Linked DNA regions of Homo sapiens: region 2 is linked to region 1. The links are chromatin loops, found by intact Hi-C in ENCODE. Cell type or tissue: ascending aorta. All regions are shown on one strand. Each heading gives the region's core, and the rest is flanking DNA. Links, peaks and the distances in the headings are about the cores only.

Evidence for each region. A loop is a pair of places that touch in the nucleus more often than their neighbours do. Peaks named below come from ENCODE experiments on the same cell type or tissue, not always from the same donor. Only the 100,000 strongest peaks of a DNase experiment are listed, where the experiment ranks them.
Region 2: it touches region 1 in a loop (3-fold over the local background); 5 of 110 quality-filtered maps call a loop at or near these places.

The regions. Positions count from the first base shown.
Region 1 is chr4:76,708,879-76,714,262 of GRCh38, reverse strand. It overlaps SHROOM3 (shroom family member 3), which reads right to left. Exons shown (of 11, transcript NM_020859.4): 3 at 3,976-4,107. It overlaps SHROOM3-AS1 (SHROOM3 antisense RNA 1), which reads left to right. Exons shown (of 3, transcript NR_187405.1): 3 at 3,869-4,357. Among named protein-coding and RNA genes, the nearest start is that of SHROOM3-AS1, 91 kb to the left of the region's middle. In ascending aorta, for the core only: no CTCF peak of the experiment used is centred there; no DNase peak of the experiment used is centred there; H3K4me3 peaks cover 548 bases; H3K27ac peaks cover 2,999 bases.
Region 2 is chr4:76,653,267-76,658,650 of GRCh38, reverse strand. The region is part of intron 2 of SHROOM3 (shroom family member 3); the gene reads right to left. Among named protein-coding and RNA genes, the nearest start is that of MIR548AH, 80 kb to the right of the region's middle. In ascending aorta, for the core only: no CTCF peak of the experiment used is centred there; a DNase peak (open chromatin) is centred at 2,556; H3K27ac peaks cover 5,000 bases.

The sequences.
Region 1 (5,384 bases), core at 229-5,228:
CTAGAACAGAAACAGGACATTAATGGGAAAGAATGGTGAGATCTGAGTAAAGTTTATAGTTTATATAAAGTTAAGTCTGTTAGCTAATAGTATTACACCAGTGCTGATTTCTTAGTTTTGATATTTGTACTACGGTTATAAAGGGTGTTAACATTAGAGAAAGCTGGGTGACAGGTATACAGGAAATCTCTGTACTATTTTTACAACTTTTCTGTGAGTCTACAATGATTTCAAAACAAAAAAGTAAAAAGCAAAACAAACAGGATGTAGGATCTGAGCGTAACTAGATGAGAATGACTCTGATTTCCTAGGTTAGTCCCATATCAGTAACAGTTGGGTTGCAGAGAGACTTCTTGGGGGACAGGAAAATTAGGAGGTACACTAACATAGGGCTTACAATTTACAGTCATGTGCCACATAATGACATTTCAGCCAACAATGGAGTGCACATTATGACGGTGGTTCCATAAGATTATAATGGAGCTGAAAAATTCCTATCGCCTGGTGAAGCTGTAGCCATCACTCACGTGGTTTTGATGCTGGCATAAACCTACTGCACTTGCCAGTCCTCTAAAAGTACAGTACATACAATCATGTACAGTACATAATACTTTATAATAAATGTGTGTTACTGGCTTATGTATTTACTATATTATACTTTTAATCATTATTTTATTCTGTATTCCCACTTATTAAAAAAAGAAGCTAACTGTGAAATAGCCTCAGGCAGGTTCTACAGGAGGTGTTCCTGAATAAGGCAGTGTTATCCAGGAGAGCTCAGCTCCATGCACTGCCCCTGCAGACCTTCCAGAGGGACAAGACATAAAGGTAGAAGCCAGTGGTATTGATGATCCTGCTCTGTTTGGCCTAGGCTAGAGTGTGTGTTTGTGTCTCAGTTTTTAACAAAAATGTTTAAAAGAAAAAAAAATTCAATGAAAAAAAGCTTTTAGGATAAGGATATAAAAAAGAAAATATTTGTATAGCTATACAATGTGTCTGTGTTCTAAACTAAGTGTTAATACAAAAGAGTCAAATATTTTTAAAAGTTTAAAAGTTTATAAAGTTACAGTAAGCTAACGTTAATTATAGAAGAAAAAATTTTAAATAAATTTGGCGTAGCCTCAGTGTACAGTAAAGCAGTGCACAGTACCGGCCTTCACGTTCACTCACCACTCACTCGCTGACTCTCCCAGAGCAACTGCCATTCCTGCAGGCTCCCTTCATGGTGAGTGCCCTATGTAGGTGTATCCTTTTTATCTTTTACATTGTATTTTTGTCTGTTTAGACAAGCAAATCCTTACCATTGTGTGACAATTGCCTACAGAATTCAGTACAGCAACATGCTGTCCAGGTTCATAGTCTAAGAGCTACACCATAGTCTAGGCTACACCAAATGGCCCAGGTGTGTAGGTCACACCATCTAGGTTTGTGTAAGTGCACTCTAGTATGTTCAGCAACAATAAAATCGCTTAATGACACATTGCTCAGAATGTATCCCTGTCATTAAGCAATACGTGACTGTATTTGTAGAGATATGACACATACATGTAAAATTCTTAGTGTATGAAGAGTAAAAATTCCAGCCAAGAGCAGGAGTGATGTCTGCACCATCTAGCTCATGACTTTTTACAAAGGAAATTGCTTGTCGCTTATGTTCTCCATACAGACATAGCGCCATCGGCCAGCTTTGACCACACTGATGAGGACAATCCCAGCTTGTTATAAATATGATTTATTTATGTTTAAGATAGTAAGTAGATATACATTTGTTTGTTCCACTCAACTTTCAGGGATTGTTTTATAAAATATTTTAATTGTTTCTAGCTCAAACCCAGGTCTATGTGATTCTACTGCTGATATTCTTAACCCCCAGTCAGTTTCTGTGATTCCTGCCTTCCCTGTCCTAATGGCCCTGCAGATATCCCCAAGTGCCTCATACCAGCAACTCAGCAGTCACTCTTTAGTTTTTCTCTCCTTTATCCTACCCTCATCTGCTATTTATTCTGCCTCCCTAAATTTATCTCAAATCTGTCTCATCTCTTGTCCCATCACCATTGATTTAGTTCAGGTCTTGATCATTTTCTTTCCAGGCTGGAGCAGAAACTCCCTAACTACTACTTTCTGGCCTTGAGCTTTGGCACTGACATTAGATTAGCCTATCGGGCCCTGTGGACACCTCCTTGTTAAAGAGAAAATTTTGATTCTCTATATTTTAAAGATCCTAGCAGGCTAAAGGAAAGAGTGATAACCTCGGAGCTTCTGCTTCTTAGGATGTCTCTGGGAGCAACCTTGCTGGCTGGATCTCTTGAGTCAGAGGTCTTGGCGAATCTCACCCTGTTCTTGGCCTGACTCTCAGACACCAGCCAGTTGGCCTCCCTAGACCTTTGGTATGTTTAAACTTCTTTTAAATCTTTTTTTTTTTTTCAAATGAAATCTAACAAAGAACCTTAAACACCCCAATACAAGTGTTGTTTTATTATATAACATTATTTCTTTTATGTATATTTGTGTATTATTGAACATGGATAGTCTAAAGATACCAATATGGATTTGCATAAATCCAAATTATATTGTTTGTTTGAAGCTCTGTCTCCCAGGCTAGAGCGCAGTGACTCAATCATGGCTCACTGTAGCCTCGACCTCCCAGGTTCAAGCAATCCTCCCACCTCAGCCTCCAGAGTACTTGGGACCACAGGTGTGTGCCAGTATGCCCAGCTAATTTTTATATTTTTTGTAGAGACAGGGTTTTGCCATTTTGCCCAGGCTGGTCTTGAATCTCTGGGCTTACAGGCATGAGCCACTGAGCCCAGCCTACTTATTTATAATGCAAGTCGACATGTCTATATGAAAGAACTTCCCAAACTGAAATCAAGATAATTGGTTACTATGATAACATTTGTTGCACTCATGACATAGTAGGCACAGCCCTAGTGCTTGACATGTATCGGCTCTTTCAGTCCTTTCAGCATCCCTAGGAGGCGGATCAGTTATTAAACTTATTTTACAGTTGGAAGTAGAGAGAGCTTCTATAACAAGTCTGAGGGTCTATGGTAAGTGGCAGAATCTAGGCTTGAATTTTAGGTAGTCTGACACTGCACAAACCCCATCTTACTCCCCGTATCATACTACCATTCATGATATCATACAGACTTTTGTGATAATGATGAGAATGATGAGGATAATTATATTCACACAGCATTATACCACCACCTAACATTTATTTTTTGTTCTGAGTGGGCTGTGTGCTGAGTGCTTTGAATACCGTATCTCGTTGAATCCTACAGTTGTCCTATGAAGTAGGCACTGTTGTGCTGATGCTGAGGCATTGGTGTAGAGGCTGAATTTGAATCCACTGCCTCCTAGCTGAATGCTATTCTACAAGAGCAAACCTCACAGGGCTGGTGTGAGAATTTAATGAGATAGCCCGTGCAAAGCCAGGACACCTAGCACATGGGAAGCACTCAGGTTCATTCACTCTCAAAATCTGACCCACATGGGTAAGTAGCTACAAATCTTTGTTAGGCTTACGTTGGAATCTTGGGACATTCCTCCGAGAAATTTTAAATGAAGATTAGTTCAAAGATGAATTAGTCTTGCTGTACAATTTGGCACACTGATCATTTCCAAGGTATAAAACATAAGTGTATCACTTTTGATGTTTTAAATTGTAGTTTTACAAATAATTATAAATGTATTTTTGAAATGATATTTGAATCAAACTATTTGTGGGACCCTGGAATGACCTCCCAGGAACTTTACAGTTCTTTAGAACCTTGTGCGTAAACTACCATTAATAAGATCAGTATCCTTCTAAACTCTGAGCTTCTATCTCGCCTCCTTGTTCTGCCTCTTACCTCTCTCTCAACAGCCTGTATCCTGACCATCCTTGCCCCCGACTCCTCTCCCAGCAGCTGAGTGGCTTTTTGGACTGGGTTCTTTTTCCGAACTGCCAGCACCAACTTCCGTGCGTCTTACCTGTGCTTCAGCCGAAGTTTAACCCCTCCTGACCACGCTGCTTTCCTGTGCTGGGGGCCAGAGGTGAGGTGTTCTGGGCTGACGAAGTTAGAGGCACCAGTATCTGCATGGCCTGGGTCTGTGCACACATCTCTGTCAACAATAGGAAAAGAAGAAGCTGAGCATGATGGTGTTCATGGACAGGAGCACAAATGAATCTTAAAAACCGAAAAAGCACATGAAAACGAACCCCGGAGCCAGAGCAAAGCAGCACAGCTAAGTGCAGGGTTCTAAGCCTGCACCTAACAAAGTTCTCTGCCCTACGAAGGCGAATCCACTACTGAGTGTCGTGTCTTCCTTTTTTATCCATGTTCCTCTGAAGCAATAAAGCATTATTTCCCAATCTCAGAAAACCCAGATTTTCTAAGCAAAAAGGAAGAAAGTTATATTAACTGTTATAAAGACAAACTCCCCTGTAATTTGGTTTTGGTAATAAGGGAAAAACTGGATTCACTGAAGCAAACTGTCAAACGAGGTGGTTTGAAACCAAGCCTCTGCCACCTCACTTCTCAAGTTCTCTTTAAGGAGCGGGATCTCCAAGTGTAACAGGCCTTGCTCTGTTCAGTGGGTGGCAGCTCAGAAGCACATGCCAACTCTTGAGCTTGAGCTATTTCAGATTGTTTAGATTCCACTGCACTGGGAGGCAAGCCTTTTGTGTGTCCATTTAAATCCACCCTCCCACCCCCAGTCCCTAACACCATTCCCATAACTCTCTTCCTCCATACTCCCAGGGAGTCAGAGAAAAATTTTAAGCCCTACATGGCCAATGTGTTCCGCCATGGGAACAGGAACATTTCTTCTCCTTAGGACAGTGACAGGTCATGAATTTCTAAGCATCCTGACTGTGCTCTTGATGTCTCATCAGACTGTCCCCTGCATCAGGCTTTGAAGTTTTGTCATCATCTCTGTTTGTGGGGAACCAGTGGTTTATTTTCAATTTCTGTCTTCAAGGATTTTTCTAAGCCTCTGAGATCTGACTGGTGGGCCCATAAACAGAATCTGGAGAAGGTACAAATGAGGCCGTGCCTCCTCTGCACAGGCCATGGCTGAGAGGGGAAGGGATTACTGAACAGCTGTTAAGAATAAGCCCCGTCCATCTGGCCTTCTATTTCCTGGAACACAGAACGGAAGTGAAAGAGCTTTCTTTCCTAAATCCTAAGGCAAATGAAAGGATCTCTTTTTATTCTACAGCATGGGGAAGATGGCCAGGAGGCCAACAGGGAGTTTCCATTTCTAAGCTCAAGTTTTCATGTTTACCTTAGTTATATCTAAGCACCACCACCTCCTTCTGTACATTACTTTTCTCACCGAATTTAGGATTCTCGGCTTTGGATATATTCAATATAGTGCTAGACTTGAAGTTTGAAAAT
Region 2 (5,384 bases), core at 188-5,187, 56 kb after region 1:
TGGAAGGGTAGCATCCTGCAGGAATGCTTGATGTAACATTTACCACACTATTATATATAGTTCACTGTTCCTGCTCTGTATTGCTCACTTGACAGTGAGGTTCTGGATGGTATGAAACAGTTTGTCTAGTTTATCCTCCATTCTTAATGCTTAACAGAGTATCTGACACATACTAGGCAAAAATAAATATTTTTAGTCTTGCTATTTCCTGTTATGTTCTTTATGGAGATGGAAACCAGCAATGTAAATCTTTTTCTACTTAAAGATACTGACTCATTGCTCAATCTCTCACATCCAGCCACATAGCCTTTCCTTTGATTTTCCATTTTTAGAACCTCCCCTGAGGGCTCTTCCAGAAATGAAGCAGGAATTTCTGTAATGATTTCATTAATTCCAACTAAGGTAGCAAACATAAGTCACCAAGGCTTGAGGTTTGAAACCCTGTAATTTGGTGTTCAGCTTCACATCCTCACAGTCGGTGGATGCTAAGCAGATCTGATCTGTGCTTTCCTAATTTTCACAATTGTTGTGGGATTGTGGGAAGTTATTATAAAATGCATGGAAGAGCACTTTGGTAACTACAAAGCAGGTATTGCTATCGACTTCATTTTATCAATGTGGAAAAGTCCAGAGGCAAAGTGATTTGCCCTGGCTTATGCTGGAGCCCAAACCAATGGTTTCCCAACAGCCCAATGAACGTGCTGAACTCCATGGAGAGGACCAGTTCTAGGACTGTCTCCACTTGACCAGAAGGGAACACCCAGCTGGCACTGATCTTAGAATATGTATCCTTGGGAAGGGTCCTGAAACCAGCCCAGTCTGCAGGGGACCAGGTGTTGACCACTAGCTTGTCTTACTTGGGCCCGGAGACAGTTTGTTCTCTTTGTATCTTTATATCAGAAAATCCAACAGTCACAGAGCAGAGAAGCAGGTTTCTTCTATAATTAGCATAACAGGTCAATGGATGTCACTGTTGCACCACAGAAACAGAATCTAAACTCCAAGGGGACCCCCCCACCCCCAAACAGCAGCACCCTCACTATTTGGGAACATTAGGAGAGCAGAGCACACTTTGAACCAAAAGAAAGCAATTATAAATGAGTAACAGATATTCCATTTAAAAATGTTAGCGCTAGTAATGAGCAGGCATATTCAGGGACAAGTTAAGGCAAATAGCTTTGAACATCATGAATGGCTATAAATGAGTGTATATGTCATTTACCAGGAGGAAAAGTCACAAAATGAATCAAACCAAGTCTTTTGACTTCAAATACTGTGTTTCTTTCACTCTGCCTCTCACAATGTTCAAAATTATTTTAGAAAATACGTTGATACTTAGATTAAGACTTCTCACCATCTATCAACGGCCTTACATAAATGTTTTGGAAAGAACTTAAATCCTCAACCTAGTATAATGATCAAATGAATATGTGTATATATATATATAGAGAGAGAGAGAGCGAGAGAGAGAGAGAGAGAGAGTTTCGCTCTTGTTGCCCAGGCTGGAGTTCAATGGCATGATCTCGGCTCACTGCAACCTTCATCTCTTGGGTTCAAGCAATTCTCCTGCCTCAGCCCTCTGAGTAGCTGGGATTACAGGCACCTGCCACCACGCCCATCTAATTTTTTGTATTTTTAGTAGTAGAGATGGTGGTTTCACTATGTCGGCCAGGCTGGTCTCGAACTCCTGACCTCAGGTGATCCACCCACCTCAGCCTCCCAAAGTGCTGGGATTACAGGCATGAGCAACTGTGCCTGGTGAATATGTGTATTTATTCAGCACCTACTTTCTGCCAGGAACTTGTTTGATTTTTCACAACTCTTGAAGGTAAGATGATTATTTCCATTTTTCATGTGGGTTCAGCAAGAGTAAGTAATGTTTCCATTATGCAGCTGGTAAGAGACAGACATTGGTACAGATCCACGTCTACTGGCCTGCAAGTTAGGATGTGCTCCTATTCAGTTCAAGCCTTCTTTGACATCCCACTGCATGTGCCTTATTGGAGATACTACAATAAATGCAAACCATCTCTGCTCCCAAAGAAATGTTGAGGTCTTTCATGGACAATTATATTACAGTCGAGTAAGAAGGGCTTTTTCCAGGTGCCATGCAACTCAGTGAGGGTTAGAAAGGGCCTATGACACTGAGATATAAAGAGTGAATAAAATCCAGCAGGCAAAGAAAAATATAGTCCAAGGGCATTTAACCTGGAGGAATATCCAGTGTCTAGGTAAGAAGTGGAGAAATATTATAAATACCTGTAATTTAAATTCAGAGAAGATTTTTTAAAGGAACAATCTGTTTCTTTTAAATTGGACTGGGTGTGAACTGTTACTATTAATAACCTACTGCCCAGCAGTAATTCCTAAGAGGAACCGTAGTACAAGACTCTGCTTATACTATGGGATGGAAAGTCAAGCCTTGTCTTGGGAATGGTGAGGGGCTCTGGTACCACAAATACACTAAAAATACTTCCATGAGTTTCCTTATAGTTGGAAATGAAGCAGGAGCAGCAGGAATAAGAAATGAGGAACTCCCTGCCAGCTCTCCTGGCGCCCTCACCATGCCTGAGTCCCTGACTCCAGACCAAGGAATCTCTGATACAGCAGGGTAAGAACAGGCCACAGCAGAATGGTCTCCACGAGTCTCTAATTTCATGAATACAAAACTGTGACTGTCTCTCTATTTTCCGGTCTAGTATAAAACCTCACATGCACAGATAACAGATGTAAGCAGCTATGTAACTGGGTACTGGGAATCCTTTTCCATCCAGGTCCAGAACTGACTCCCCCAGCAGAGAGAAGGAAGGTGATCCTGAGAGATAAATGCCAGTGACATCCCCTGGCAATTCCTATGGCCTTTGGAGCCATCACAGGTCACAGGCTATAATCATTCTTGAAATTTCTGACGATGAGACCTGTCACTGCTGTCAGACAGGCTTAACTGGCCTTTTTGGACACTTTCTTAAAATATAAGTAAATTGGGCAGCTAATCCTACAGTGTTGTATCTTGTTTTTTCTTGGAGCTTTGAAGTCTGGACTTGGAGACGGAAAGGTTAAGTGAGCAACCCTAGAGAAAAGAACACAGGAATTTCTTTGTGTTTATCTTAACAATATCCATAACTTTCCACTTTTAGCCCAGTGACATTTTTCCCTTTTTTCCTGCCCAACAGTCTTTCTTGGTCGTGGTCACATTTAATATTTTTGGATAGAAATGACAATAGGACTGAAGGTCCTCTTATTGGCCCAGAATGTAATGGTGATGCTAAAAATGTATAAATGACTGAATCATTTAACAAGTATTTGCTATACCTGTGTCCTTAGCACTGTGTCTAAAGAGAACATGGTGAGTGATTAAACAAAGAGGCAGAACAATGGACTAGGGGACCTCAGGACTTCACTTGTAGCTGCAGGAACCTGAGAAGAGACTAAAGCTGCAGCTCAGGTGGGGGATATTTGCATATAATATTGGATAAGCTATTTATTTTTCCCCTCATGCATTCTAATTTGAAATACATGAAAATGATATGTAAATATATTAGTATAATTTTCATTAAAATCATTCCTTTCTTCAACAAATACTGAGCACTGGCCAAGCATAAAGGCCAGCAGTAACCAAGCTGACTACTTTCTGAATGATTCATTTTCACCACTTTAATCCATACTTAGCCAGAGCCACATAGTATGATAGGCTGGAAGTCAGATAGTCAAATAGATCTCAAATCCTGGCTTCTCTACTCAATAGCTGTGTGACTTTGGGCTAAGCAACTTTCTCCTTTGAGCCTTAATTTTATCATTTGCAAACTGAGGATAATAAGTTAATATAATAGCATAATACAATAATTACCATCACTATATATTTCCTATAGGATAGGCAATGATGGTGGCACCCCAACTGTGAGAGGCAATCATCCTTGAACCCTCCCCCTCCTCCTCATCTCCTGTATCAAAAGAGTCACTAAATCATACTGTTTTATCTCCAAAATATTTCCCAAATCCTGTCCCCTATTTCCCATTGCCCTAGGTCAAGCCCTCATCACCTCTTGGCAAATCTAAATTGTCTCCCTGCTTTCACTCTTGTGCTCCTTTAATCCATTTTCTGCATGGCAGCCTGGGCAACATGGTGAAACCCCATCTCTACAAAAAAAATACAAAAATTAGCTGGGCATGTTGGCACACACCTGTAGTCCCAGCTACTTGGGAGGCTGAGGTGGGAGGATCCCTTGAGTCCAGCCAGTAGAGGTTGCCAAAACAACTGGTTTAAACAAAAACATGTCACTTCCTTACTTGAAGGCTCTCAATGGCTCCCCACCTCTTAGAATAAAGTACAAACTCTCAGAATGCCAGACAAGGTCACCTGTCTACCTCGGCAGACTTTTAACGTTCCCTTCCCAACACTCAACACACACCAGGCTTTTTCACCTGTGTCTTATCTTACACTTCGACGTTAACTGCAACACTGAATTATGCCTCTGCTTCAGTGTCCTCACCTCCTCTACCCACTTATCTAAGACTCAGTTCAGGCCAGACAACTCGAGAAAGCTTTTCTTGACGCCTCCAGCTTCTACTGCCCAGCTGGGTTAGGAACTCTCTACCCAAGCCTGTTATCATGTCTATTTTGTTACATTTACCACATTGATTGGTAATTTATCTATATATGAGTTTTTCTCCATTACTAGAGTCTTCTATTTAAGGCAAAAACCATGCCTTACTCATCTTTGTATCCCCATAACCTAGCACAGTTCATGGCATGTTGCAAAGGCTCAATAAATAAAATGAACGAGCTGAGCATGGTGGCTCAGCTAAGCCATAGGCCCAGCACTTTGGGAAGCTGAGGTGGGCAGATCACTTGAGTCTGGGAGTCTGAGACCAGCCTGTGCAACATGGAAAAACCTCGTCCCTACTGAAAATACAAAAATTAGCCAGGTGTGGTGGCATGGCCCTGTAGTCCCAGCTACTCAGAAGGCTGAGGTGGGAGGATCCTTCGAGCCCAGGAGGCGGAGGTTGCAGTGAGCTGAGATGGTGCCACTGTACTCCAGCCTGAGTGACAAAGTGAGACTCTGTCTCAAAAAAATTAATTAGTTAAATAAAATGAATGAAGAAATGAAGACAAGAATGTGACTCTGCAGTTCATGCTTTTTGCATATACCACATGTCATACCATATGTCATGTATCTAGAATGCTGGTTCTCAACCAGGGGCAATTTTGCTCCCAGAGGACATCCTGCAATGTCTGGAGACACCTGGGTTGTCACAATTGGGGGAAGGTGCTATGCTTCTACCATTTATTGGGTAAAGGCCAGGGATGCTACTAAGCATCCTTCAATGGCCAGGGCAGACCCAACAACAAAGAACTATCCAACCCCAAACAGTAACAGCACCAA